Linked DNA regions of Homo sapiens: region 2 is linked to region 1. The links are chromatin contacts, found by Hi-C or POLR2A ChIA-PET in ENCODE. All regions are on one chromosome and are shown on one strand. Each heading gives the region's core, a stretch centred on a gene start or an enhancer-like site at or near the end of the contact. The rest is flanking DNA. Distances are from core to core; before and after follow the strand shown.

Evidence for each region. Hi-C counts contacts between places; a loop is a spot of excess contacts on that map. ChIA-PET counts read pairs that join two places held with the same protein, here RNA polymerase II (POLR2A). Pooled maps may share reads with other maps.
Region 2: a map of B cell shows a loop between it and region 1 (6-fold over the local background). The contact joins two enhancer-like sites. A Hi-C loop is called at or near these places in 9 of 168 maps with a recorded cell type or tissue (B cell, GM12878, Right ventricle myocardium superior and 5 more), 36 of 37 single-sample maps with no recorded cell type and 21 of 50 pooled maps. POLR2A ChIA-PET finds 5 or more read pairs at or near these places in 6 of 52 experiments (CD4-positive, alpha-beta memory T cell, CD8-positive, alpha-beta T cell, GM12878 and 3 more).

The regions. Positions count from the first base shown.
Region 1 is chr14:68,398,266-68,404,888 of GRCh38, reverse strand. The region is part of intron 8 of RAD51B (RAD51 paralog B); the gene reads right to left. LOC101927971 (a long non-coding RNA gene) reads left to right here and starts at 567. Exons shown (of 4, transcript XR_245776.5): 1 at 567-886; 2 at 4,418-4,590. RefSeq lists an enhancer at 670-829. Within about 2 kb of position 4,793, at least 2 of the 41 ENCODE cell types and tissues checked have a DNase peak (open chromatin) inside an H3K27ac peak, as active enhancers do; they include B cell, where a contact is called at or near this core.
Region 2 is chr14:68,811,007-68,817,781 of GRCh38, reverse strand. No RefSeq gene overlaps it. Among named protein-coding and RNA genes, the nearest start is that of ZFP36L1, 21 kb to the right of the region's middle. RefSeq lists enhancers at 675-724, 825-874, 749-1,488, 1,815-2,034, 2,640-2,759 and 1 more and a silencer at 975-1,364. Within about 2 kb of position 3,086, at least 29 of the 41 ENCODE cell types and tissues checked have a DNase peak (open chromatin) inside an H3K27ac peak, as active enhancers do; they include B cell, where a contact is called at or near this core.

The DNA.
Region 1 (6,623 bases), core at 3,544-6,043:
TGTCATGAGGATCTTATCACTCATCTGAGCTCTGCATGTCACTCAGGCTCCATACTCGGCTTCCTCTGTTCTGATGTACAGTGATAACCCAGGGCAAGGGGTTTCCAGAAAGACAGCACATACTCTGGCTCAGCAAGTTACTTAATCTCACTCAACTGGCCCAGCAGCTGGATTCACGCAAGTCAGGTGGCCTGGAACTGATCCTCTCTGGTTGTAGAATTAAAAATCTGGCAAGGATTGGAAAGATAGTTTACTTAATAGGGCCTCAAGTATAGGAAAGCAATTGAAGGGTGATTGCAGTGATAGAATCACTTGAGAGAGGGAGGTAGGGAAACTGTAAGTTACTATAAAGTTGTGACCTTATTTTAAACTAGAAAACTTAGTGGTCTCTTATGTCTTTTGACTTTCAAGCATTCCTGTGAGAGGGCTGGCATAAATGATTGTTAATGCTGTTGATGGGAAATTTAAAGTAGGAGGAATCTGCCTACTGGCTTTTAAGAAAAGGTGATTTCCTGCAAGATGACCTAATTGGTTAGGAAACAGATAAGTGAACCTTCTCTATGTTCACTTTAAGAGGAAGTTCTAAAAATTGAGGTGCTCACTCCCTCTCTCTCCTTTTTGATGATTGTGATATTTAGACCTGCCAAAGCAGTATAACTTCATTGTCTGGAATTTGGTTAATTCCAATGCAAATACAAAAATCAAATACGTGAACTGAGCTTTGAAAATATTTTCATTTTTGAGGATTTTCATTGTTATGGGATTGAGCCTGTAGAAGTCTCTGTGTAAGCTACATAGAGCAAATCTAATCTACTCACACTGAAGTCAGGGCTCTGTAAAAGACTGTGGGAACATTCATTCTCCACTCTCTCAGAGACTCTTTTAGGTAAGTCAAAGCATGTTCTCTTTCTGTGATTGCTAACCCATCTGTAAAATGTGAATAATAATTCTGGCCTCCAGGCAACCAGAGGTTCTTGATGACCCTTAGATGAAGATACTTGATATGTATAAGTGACAGGAACAATGATGATCAAACACTGAAGATGAAATTCTAGGGAGGAAAGAAGTTTAATCATTATCTCCTGCATTTTTTATTCTGTTAACAATGAGGCAAGATAGTAAATCTTAGTTGCAAAGTGGTTAAAACACATGATTTGGATTCTGGAATATCTTTCATGACTATCTTTTGGATCCAATTCCTTACTCATTTGGTGTGGGAGTTGGTTATGAAGACGAATTTCTCACAAGGCAAGGAGCTGTCTCTCTGCTCTGTATACATGGGGTGTAGCCCTCGTGCAATCAGACTGGAGGAGGATAACCAGGTTGCTATGTAGCCTTGATTTCCAAAAAGGTGATGGGCTTCTGGTACCAACCCGTGTCAGTATTTAGAAGAGGCCTGTTGGAAAGCTCTTAATGAGAAAGCTCCTTCTCTGAAAACATTTCAATTTATGACTCCTGTGCTAAGCATTTCTAGGAGATCAAACTGAATCTCTAGTGCATAACAGAAAAGCATTTGCCCTGCAGCAAAAGGGTCAACTTTAAAAGAATGCTTTTCCATGTTAAAAAAAAAAAAGTCAAAAAAACAAAGCAATGACTCCCAAAATAGGAACAGAGGGGAAGGAAAAGTTCATGGCCTTAGCGGACTGGATATTCTGGATATTTGGTCCCTCCAGTCCCTGCAGATGAAAGCCCATTTATTTAGAGTAGAAAGAGGAAATTTAAAAAAATAAAGGAATAACAATACCTACAAATGTTTTCAGGATTGAAATAAATCCAGGGAAGAAGATGGTATGTTACCACTGGAACTGCATTCTCGTTCATATCTCTTGTCCTCACGTCCTGAAGCACATTCCATGTAATGCATGATAGCCTGTGGCCAGCTGCTGGCTAGAAAGCAGGACCCTGCAGTTCTATTTCTGACTCCGTCTGGGCTTTTGATGAGACCAGGTGGGAGAAGGAGAGTAGTGTAACAAAGAACCTCAGAGTAGGCCTTGGTAATGAGCAGTTACCTAACCTCACTGAGCCTCAGTTTCCTCATCCATGACAAGAAGGGGTAAATGACCTCAATAGTTCCTGCCTTATTAAAAAACTTTGAGTCTTTGGTATTTTGATGATATGAATGAGTTCCTCATCGAGAACCTCACTTGTTCCAGGAAGTTTGAGAATGCACCACTCCATGCGCTGTCTTTGAATCGCTGTGCCCTACCCAGCACCCGTTTGTGCTTGAAAAGAGCACAGGCATGGGTTCTTTTGCTGATAGCAGATTTCTCTCCAGACTAGAGATTTTCTTAGTCTACCCTACTTAGTAAGACTTTATGATGGGTAAACCTGTGCTGACCAGTGGCCAAGTCCCAGCAAACACAACTTCATAGTAACAAAGCTTAAAGACGGGAGTCTGAGTGCGAGACTAGGGATCAGAAGGATTCAATTCATTCATTCAATTCATCATCCATTCAATTCAGCTTCTCCTGTTTAAAACTAGGCCCCTGGCACTTGCTGAGCATGGTTCTTTATTGGACCATCCATTTGAACTGGGGAAGGGACTGAGAATCTTGGTTACCTCTCTTGGCAGGTCATCAGTTCTTGTTCCATTCAATGCAGAATTTTAGCAACAAAAGGCGAAGAGGATGAGTAAGTTATTAAAGCTGGGAAACTGCCTATAATAGGTTATTTTTAGAATAAAGATTCAAGATGACCTACAAGCTCTGTGAGACCACAGGACAAAGGTGTCAAAGAAAAGAGACTGGGATAGGCTCAGACATTTATCTTCCAGCAAAATTAATTTCCTTGAGGGCTTGTGGTTCACTAACTGAATCTGTGAACCAGCTGTATTTAGGGTGCATTCTACTTCCTTGGGTCTCTAAAATTGACAATGGTCTATAGGTCAGGTTCCAACGGAAGTGATATTTCTGACCTAGCTCTATAAATAGAGCACTGGAAAAAACCCATCAGCTGCAATGGCTCAGGGACCACACGCTATCTATTAAGTAAGCAACCGCAGTATTTGTGCTACCATTTTAGATACGAAAAAATATATCTTTTGTTATTTATAATCTTCTGAGCTTTGAGATTCTCAAAATACTTTAAAGCTATTAGTCGTCTTTCAGATTTATAAATACAGGATCTGAGGCATAAAACTATGTAATAACTGCTTCAACTAATACCATTTACCCACCGAGGAAGGCATTTGGCTGGTAAAGAATGGGCTGCTTCACTTTAGTAAAGCAGAAAATTTCATTCCTGATGTCTCTTGGCTGGAGGTGAAAGGAGTGAATGCAGTCCAGAGGCTTTACTTGCACAACATACCTAGGCTGATGCAAGTCTCAGCAAACTCGTTACTGAGAAAGGTAAGAAATGTGAAGCAGAAGACAGGAAGAAGTGAGGCAATCAGAACCTCTGGAATGCAAGAGTTAGGGATGGATCCTCCATAGCACAAGGTAGGGGAGAAGCGGGGGTGAGCCATCCACTAGGCTAGAGACTGGTATGCACCAGCACAAATCACTCAACAACTCCACTGGCTCATGGACAGGGAGAAAATACCTTCAGTTTCCCAGAGTCTTAACAAAATACTTTAAGTTCTTATCCAACCAGGACATTTTTGAAAATGAAATGGGGACATTTTAATAGTTATACTGGGATAACAGAGATAAACTGAGCTTGCCCTGAGAAAACCAAGACATATGTTATCCTACAGAGATACTATGTAGGAACTGTCCAGAATCACAGTGAGCATGCTCACTTTATACGAAAAGCTTCAGTCTGTACTAGGATTCTCTGCTGTGTCTGCAGTGTCGATCATCAAGGTCTCAAAGATGGCAAGGAAAACAATAGTAGGCATAAGAAGAACAGAACTAGATTGTCTGAATAAAAAGAAGCAATCTCCTCCCATCAGCTCAACTCCCAACATTCTCCAGGAGGCCATGCCCCTGAACCTTTTCTCCAATACAGCTTTCCCCTTGCTACCTTCTACTTAAGGAAAGGAAAAAAAAAATCCTGAATGGTGACTTGTAGTGAAATCTCTTGACCTTTGCAAATAAGTTTTTAATTAAAAATAAATTCACTCATTACAGAAAACACATATTACCCTTAAGTAAATACTAGCAAAATAAAACAAAGAAAACAAAAACCTAACCATTTAAAGAAATCTGTGGCACTTTCTCTTTAAATTTAGCTTCATTCAAGACAAGCCAGAAAGATGCTTGCATAAAATATGTTTTTTTTCCCCCACAGTGTGTTCTATCTGTTCACCATGAAATCCTCAGACCACACCTTTCAGCTGTCCTGGTATGAGCTTTGCTTTCCTGCTCCCATTGTAGAGTCAGAGGCAGCAGGCGGATACCAGAGTTGAATTCTAATAAGTCTTGTGTATTATACATGGTCACCATCTCATTTTTTGACCACTTGATGTTTGTTTCAGATGGCACTGGCTGAGGCAGAATGAATACAGCTGCTGATTCTGATCTCACACTGGGTATATCCCTGAGTGCTGGAAAAAACATCACCCTCAGAAGTGTGCATTCAGCCAGCTGCCTTTGGAGAGAGCTGGGAAGGGTGCAAAGTGGCATGTCCTTTACCAGTCACTCTTTCTGGGTAAGATTCAAACTACAGTGAAGTAACATTTGGTCGCTTTACATATCCAACGAAGTACTTTGGGACAAGGAGAAAGCCAGGTGGCCACCCACTTGACTGAACAGCAAGGGGACACACCAGCAGTCATGTGGTTTGCCTTCAGGAAATCAGCTCACAAGGCAAACCCAGGGCTGAGAGAGGGTCCTTTGCCCAGGCCTTAGCTTGTGAAGAATCAGGCCTGGGTAAGCCTGCTGTTGCTTCAGGCCCACTTTGGATCACTGGCTCTTTGCAAGCAGTAAGAACAGAAGAGAAAAGAAATATGATTTGTTTATTAGGAAATATGTTCTTGAAGAAAAATTTTTCTGGGAGAACATCAATGGCTTTAAAAACCATTAGTGCAAAAAGACATTTCAACTAAAATGCCATGTCTAATCCTGGACTGCATCCTGGAAAAAACTGCCATAGAGTACATTATTGGGACACCTGGCAAAGTTTGAATATTGCCAGTATATTATATAATAGTATTGTATCAATACTAATTTCCTGGGTGAGATCATTGTACTGTGGTTATGTAAGAGAAGTTCTTGTTCTTAAGAGATAAATGCTGAAGTATTTGGGGATGAAAGGATATGATATCTGTAACTTGCCCTCAGATGGTTCAGCAAAGATAATTATAATAAGTTAACAATATTATAAAATAAATTGGTAACTAATATACAAGAGATAAAAATAAATGAGGCAAAGTGTTAAAAATCAGGTAAAGAGCTGGGCTTGGTGGCTCACGCCTGTAATCCCGGCACTTTGGGAGGCCAAGGCGGGTGGATCATGAAGTCAGGAGATGGAGGCCATCCTGGCTAACACGGTGAAACCCCATCTCTACCAAAACTACTAAAAAATTAGCCGGGCATTGTGGCGGGTGCCTGTAGTCCCAGCTACTCGGGAGGCTGAGGCAGGAGAATGGCGTGAACCCGGGAAGAGGAGTTTGCAGTGAGCCGAGATTGCGCCACTGCACTCCAGCCTGGGCGACACAGTAAGACTCCATCTCAAAAAAAAAAAAAAACACAAAAAAAAATCAGGTAAAGGGTATATGGGGAGTTCAATATACTTTTCTTGGAACTTTTCTGTAGGTTTGAACTCTCCTTCCCCCCCAAAAAAATTAGTGGGAAAATGTAGGTTGGCCTTTCCAGAGAGATTACTTGGTCATTGATATAAAATCAAGACATGGGATTGGATCTCTGGAGAAATTACTAGGGCATTCATATGTTTCTATACATCAGAATCATCTGTTAACTTTGTAAAATGCAGAATCCTAGGCCCCATCCCAAACCTGATGAATCAGAATCTTTGGAGGTGATGCCCAAGAGTCCATATTTTCAAAAACCTCTCTCAGATGATCCTAATATATGCTAACATTTGAAAAAAAATCATGTATTAGGCATTTGCTGTTTTGCCTGCAATTACAGACTCCTCAGATCCCGCAGACAGTCCATGTACCATCATGCATGCATTTGTATTAGAAAATCTCCACCTAGTATCTTGTGATGTGGCTCTGTGTCCTTTTAATCTCAGAAGACATCATTCTGGAGAATGCCCTTTAGCCAGTTTTTAAGACTGACTTAATCCCCCACCCTGCTTCCCAAGAGGAATAGAGAGAAGAGATGTAAATACCCTTTAGAACTGCCATAATTCATCTGCTTGGAGCTGTTGTCTGAGGAGACACCCAAAATATTAATTCAGAGAGACTTGGTAGGAGGGGCGGCTGATAGCCTGGGCATGAAACAGGCCAGGGCTGGTTACCGGGCCCAGGTCCTCACTCAGAGACCCTCATTAAGGCCCCTCCTCAGTCTTGCTCCTTGACCTGCATTGCTTCAAGACACCAAACAAGGGTCAGCTTTCAGAGTTCACACTCTGCTGTGTTTCCTCAGTGACAGCAGGAACAGAGTGCAAGTAGGGGAGCAAAAAGAATCAAGTGAGACAAGACAGAAATGCTGAGGTGCTTTGAAAACTCCAGAGTGCCTAAGTGCATCTGATGAATTTGACTTAAAGTGCTTCCT
Region 2 (6,775 bases), core at 1,837-4,336, 410 kb before region 1:
GTGGAGCATTCTTCTTGGCACTGACGGGGGTAGCTAAGATCTGAGCATGCAGGCAGGCCCTCTTCTCCCCTGGATGCTGCCCTTCTGAGGAGGCAGCTCTGTGGGTACCAGAGGCATGGGCCTAGGAGGCTGTGACCCCCTGCCTGGCCCCCTACCAGTCTCTGCTTCTACAGACAGGGTCTGCATCTTACCTGCTCCTCCTGCCAGTTCCAGTCCCCTCCCCATTCCCCTCAGGACCTCATCCCTCCTCCTGGCCTCAGCTTAAGGGTTTCCTCAGAGAGGTCTTCCTCAAGAACCTTCCCATCCCAAATCTAAATGAGTGCCCCATTTATATATGTTCTCTGAGCACCTGATTCTTTTCCTTCATAGGAATTTGAAAGTCTTTTCAAATGGAATCTTATATTTCTTTCTAGGTGATTTGTTGAAACAAGTCTGTCTCCTCCGTTAGACTAAGCTCCGCGAGGGGTGAGAAAGTTGTTCCGTCCACTCGTCCTCCGGGGCTAGCAGGACATATTCTGTATTAAATGAGTAGATGACAGAAACCCCGTGAGAGAAAGAGTGAGCCGAGCCAGTGGTTCTCTAAGTGTGGCTCCAGGACCAGCGGACCAGCAGCTCAGCATCGCCTGAGGATTTGTTAGAAATGCAAATTCTCTGACTTGGTTGGGGGACCCAGCAATCCGGGTTTGAAAGAACTGTCCAAGGGGGGATTCCTGTGCACACTGAAGTTTGAGAACCACCGAAGGCGGCAAATCCCCTGCTGTTGGGTGAGTGTGCACTGTGGCAGCTTTGGTGACCTGTAAGAGGAACCATGGATGAGCAAACCCCACCTTCAAATGTAGCAAAGGGCAGAGAGAGGGTGGACACGTCACCCAGACCCCCAAAAGGGGCCCAGACGTGTTGTTCGGCGAGCTGGCCACTGGAGGGCAGTGTGGCCACGTCCATCGTGCTGCCTCCGAGGGCTTCCGGGGGAGAGCGGCCGCGGGAGGACGGGAACGAAGCCGTAGCGAGAACCTCGCCCCACGCCGCAGCCTCCTGCAGCAGCGTCGGCTCGCCGGCCCCTTGCGTTCCGAGCCGCCCAGGGAGCTCAGCCGCCGCAGCCCCGGCCCCTGTGTCTCCCCTCGCGGGCCGGGCCTGGTGTGCACGTCTGGATGGCCTCGGGCCTGGAAGGTTTGCGAGGCCCCGGGAGCCGCAGACCGCGCCGGGGAGGAGATCCCGGCAGGCCGGCCGGGGCAGAGCGCCAAGGAGGGCGGCGGAACCTTGGCTGTTTCCCGGGAGGCCAAGGGCAGCCTTCCCGCGTGATCCGCGCGCTGCCGAGCGCGTCGGCCATCTTGGCGGCCTCGCCCGGGCCCCGCGCCCGGCCCGGCTTGGTTCTCGCTCGCGGCTGAGCAGACGCCGGGGTGGCGACGGGAGAGCCCGACCGCGAAGCTCGGCCGCAGGAGTGCGTGGGCGTCGCAGAAGCCCAGGAGAGCCCTGGACCTTGGTAGCTTCCCGGGGGTGCTGGGAAACGCCACCCCAGTAGCCGCCAGGAAGGCAGGCCTGAGCCTCCGAGCCTCAAGTGAATTGGATGGTGCCAGTCGCCCTTCTTCTTTTTGCCCCATATTCAAAGAGCGGGAAGTCAGAGGGCGTTAAAGTAGGTCACAGCGGTCAGCAGGTTTTTGTGGGGCAGGCAAGTGGCAGGGTCCAAGGCCAGGCGTAGTATCTGGTTGCCTAAGATGCTTGGGCAACTCCTTCACCGGGCACACCAATCTCCGAGCCAGAGGTCAGGGACTGGCCCCGCGGAGCTGGCTGCAGGCGGCCGATGCATTCCAGTCCCTGACCACCATGGGGACTTGAGGTGCCATTCTGAGGAGCCCCAGGCCCCACCACGCCTGTTGCCTCTGTCTAGAGTAGTTCACACATGGATGCTGTCTCTCTGGTACTTGGGTGTTTCTCAGGTTCCAGAACATCCGTTCATCTTACCAGTCCTTCAAGGTTCAGCTTAAAGATCAGCTCCACCAGGAAGCCTTCCTGGATTTCCCCTCTTAGTTTCCAACAGAATCCGTCTCTTCCGTTCTCTGCCCACCTTGAGTAGCAGTAGCTTCAGCTGTAGACTCTCCTGTTTTTCCCTTACAGTCTTTGTTGCTGCATCCTCTTTCACTGAATTGTTGATGTGAGACCCTAGACTCTCTTGTTTTTTCGTTACAGTCTTTGTTGCTGCATCCTCTCTCACTGAATTGTTGAATTGTGAGACCCTGTGAGGGTCGGCACCCTGTGATACTGGCCAGGAAAGGGTTGTTGCAAGGGGATCATGGGATTGTTGAATGGGTTTTGATCTGGATTTTGATGTTGGAAATCAAGTTCCCAAATGTTTTCAACCTTGGGTAAAGGAACATGTAATGGTGTTTTTTAAGGCTGTCATGGAATCCTTTTGTGTGTTTAATTGCTTTGTTATTTTAGTAGAAATGTCAGGGTGTCAGAGGAACAAAAGCCATGGGTCTGAGCCCAAGCAAGAAGACAAACCACTGAGCCCGTGCTGGGTGCTTCCTCTGCGTGGCCTCAGGGTCAGGGCCTGTCAGATGGAATGGCAGGCTGCGGGTCCAGCCCCAAGGTCCAACCAAGGAAGCTCCTGGGGCCTTGGCCGAGCTTGAGGCTGTGATTTCAGACTCCTCGCTGGTCTAGGTCGGTATTTCAGAGGAGGCAAAAGAGAAAGTGCCTTCACAGCCTTGGAGAAGACTGGGAGCTAAAGGAGACATCCTTGCTTTTTCCTTTTAAAATAATAAGCCAAATGTTCTCCCATGAAGGACTCCAGAAAACCCCGTTCATGCCTCACCCACAGATGATTTGCTGAATGCTCATTAAGGGGAAAACAAAGAGGTGGTTTTGTTTATTTATTTAAAAGGAAAAATAAATGAGCTGTGACAAAACAATTTGAAACCAGGCCCCTCTGAGACCTGGGCTTTCACTTCCTTGATGGGAAGTAAAACAGAGAATCAAATCCCCCTCCAAATAAAAGTGAAGTTAATAATCAGACAGCTCGAGCCCTGGCCACATCCTGTCAGCCCCCTCCCTCCCTAGGCTCTCTGTTTATAGCTGCCGAGTGCTTTCCCTCCAGAGCCCAAGCCGGCTTAACCCTTTCCTCCCCATCCAGGGAAGCCCAACCCTGCTCTTGAGACTGGAGGTGGGTTCCTCACACCCACTGGTGCTGGCCTAACCTCAGCAAGCGGTGGCTCTCCCCAGGCCTGCCGGCATGGGCCTGTGTCCCCCACAGGGCAGCCAGCTTGGATTTGAGTGATATTCTCTGCTTGTCCTGCACAAAGCCTGAAAGTGTCACCTTTCCTCTCCATACCTCCAGGGGAAGACTAGGCCAACCCATTCCCATTCCAGACGCCATGCAGCTTCTATAGCCCGGTGGGCTCCAGAAAGCTGCATTCTGACAGAAAGAGGCACAAATCTTTGGGGTTTCTGGTCTGCACAGAGAGCAGCACTCTGTGCATGTCTCTGGGCTACTTTCTGTGAAAACTTTCCACTTCCTTCAAATGCCTTCCATTGTAGTAGCATGTTGATTTCTTCCAGAACCCCATGGGGTCAATAGTAGCACATCCCACTGGGCAGAGGAGGGCCCCTTGCTAAATTAATTTTGAGTTCTCTACTGTTCTAGGCAACGACTCTGCCCTATAGGGCCATAGTTATCCTCATTTTACAGAGGAGGAAACAGGGGTTAAGTACTTTGCCCAATGTTACAGAGCTAATACATAGCAGAGCTAGGATTTGAACCCAGGCATTCTGGCCCCGGCGTGCCCTTAGCCTTTGCACTCAAGGTTTAGCAGCCAGAGATTGCTCTCTTCTCTGGAGCCAGGGGGCTTTCAGAAGCTCAGGATAATCTTATGACTGCATTGTGAAGGTCTCAAAGCCCAAGGACCTTTCGAGAACATTCTTGAGTTTTGTCTTGGGCTCTCCAGCCTCCTTTCTTGTTTCCTCTTATGGGAGAAGAGGGAGCAGGTGGAGCCAGTGCAGGGCTCCATCCATTCTCCTCCAGAATCAGCAGGGTCAAGATGTGGCTGGATGTGAATCCTCCATCCCTTCATCTGGCTGGCAGACTTAGAGCAAGAACCCAAAGACTTGGTGTGGCCACTCTGACGGTGGTCTGGATGACCTTCTGCTTAGGTTCCCTTGTCTCCTCCAGTCTTGTCACCCAAAGTCCCAAATACCCGCTTCTGGCTGAAGCTTGTCAGCAGGAGGCCACCCACACAGTAGCCTGGAGCGTGAACTGGCTGTGCAGGCCACCTGCCTCTCCTGGGAGTCCTGCGTGCCATGGCTCCTTGATTTCTTCTTAGAACTGTATCTCTTGCCTGGCCACTTTTGCACAGCCATTTGGCAGGGCCTTTGCACCAGTGAAGGTACATTGTGGTGTATAGAGGCCTTCAGGGACCACTTGCCTGAGACTCAGCTCCTTTTTGGGAGATGTTGCCACGCCCAGGGTCTGCTGTTTGTCTAGAGGACCCTGAACCCCATCTTTGGGAAGGGTTGGTCTGCTGCAGGTCTGCTTTCTGGGGGTGCATTTTGACATTCAAAGCCATGGACCAGAGTGGGCAGTGCCTTACTCTTCATTTTCCAAGTAATTCTTCAACTAGAGAGAGCTGTGGTGGCTCTATCCCAACTGCCCTGTTCTTTCCAGAGCCTGGGCAGCTCCTCTGGCTGGGGGGCGCTGAGCACAGCCATGGCTTCTGTGACACTTGAAGGGGCTGACACCCAGCAAGGTACCTGGCCCAAAGGGGTTTCAGAGGATGTGTGCCTTGATTTTTATTTAATTTAAATGTTTAAGAAAAGCATTCAAATTCAGAGTGTTCACGATGGGGTGGCTCTACTGTGGTCCTCTCAGAGGCTTAACAGCCACAAAAAAGCCACATATTAGACCCACCCTGTTACAGTTCTTACTGTGCTAGGCACTCGACACACTGATCTCATTCACCCTCATGCCCTGGGAAATGGGGGATATGTAAGTATCCCCATTTTCCTGTTGTGAAAAGTAAGGTTAGAAAGGTTGAGTAGCTTGCCTACCCTGCTATGATGGCTTTCTGCTGAGGAAATAAAAAAAAAAGTTCATTGTGCTTTAAAAATATATTGAAACCAATTTTATAGTAATTTTTACTGAGCTTAAAAGCAGTGTCAAAATGGACATCAGTCCTTCTGCCTGTACTCTTCCAGCCCAAGAGGCCCAGAGGGGCAGGACCCCACTCTTGGTCCCCACATAAGTGTGGGGAGGGCTGTGTAGGTTGCTTTTCTGACCTCGGGTGGGGGTGTCCATCTGTTCTCCAGCCCTCCCTGACAGGTTTTTCCATAGCTTCATTTCTTGTCCAAGAACACGTCTGTAGGAAGTAAATACTGTATTGCAAGTGCTAGTAAGACAAGAATCATTGAGTTAAAACATTTTTAGTTTTTCTGAACTTAAAACATTTTATTATGGAAAATTTCAAATATATGCAGAAGGAGACAGAGTGATATGATGAACCCCGTGTACCCACCCAGTCTCAGCATCACCAACTCATGGCCAAACCTGTTCATCAGTGCCACCATCCACCGCCCTACCTCCTGTACAATTCTGAAGTATATCCTGTATATCACATCATATCATTTCATCTGTCAATAGTTCTTCTGGGCCGGGTGTGGTGGCTCATGCTTGTAATCCCAGCACTTTGGGAGGCCGAGGTGGGCGGATCAGTTGAGGTCAGGAGTTTGAGACCAGCCTGGCCAATATGGTGAAACCTTGTCTCTACTAAAAATACAAAAATTAGCCGGGCGTGGTGGAGTGTGCCTGTAGTCCCAGCTATTTGGGAGGCAGGTGAATCGTTTTAACCCGGGAGATGGAGGTTACAGTGAGCCGAGATTGTGCCACTGCACTCCAGCCTGGGCAACAGAGCAAGACTCTGTCTCAAAAAAAAAAAAAAAGTTCATTCTTTATCCCCAAAGAATAGATTCTTGTCAAACTTAGCCACATTATCATTATTCCACCTAAAAATTAATAATACCCCCTAAACATTACCAAGATTCAACTGGTGTTCAGATTTCCCAAAACACTTTCAAATTCTTTGCTTTTCCACTTACTGAAAGAAAAAAAAAATCAGCCTCCAAATAAAAATTTCTCAGCATCTGGTCATCTCCTTACAATCCAGCTCACAAAAGGACAGACTTCTGAATCTGGGCAGAAACACCCAGTTATTAAGTCTCTGAGGTGATGATCACGCTGAAATCTCCCGCTGCAGCTCCCTATTCAGCCAGCGCCTTGCACATACTGGGTGCTAGGTCAATATGGGCTCCGTTTCACATAAGGATGAACACATGCAATGGTAAGGATGTAGCCAGGTTGAGCTAATTAGGGGAGACTGGAGCGCAGCCCCCTGCGTCCTCCCACCCACACAGCCGCCCTGGCTGCGAGTGCCTGTCCTTGGCTTTCCCGACCAGTGCTCCACCCGCCAGCTGCCTGGGCCTCCTCTGGGACCCTCTCCTCTCTCTTGCTTGGGATACTTGACTATGCTCCAGTGGCTCTATGGAATCCCACTTTGTGGGGCCTCCAGGGCTCTTCTTGGTCTTGCCAGTTGCTGCTTAACAACAAAAGTTGACTGGGTTCCTTTTTTTTGGAGGGGACCTCATACCCAAGAGTGTGCCAAATGCTTTGCTCATCTGTCCTCACAGCAACCCCAGGAGATGGGTATTGTTGTCATCGCCATTTCACAAAGGAGGAGACTGAGGGAGGCAGGTGAGTCCTCTGCTTGCCTAGGAGGGGGCAGTGCCAGACTTT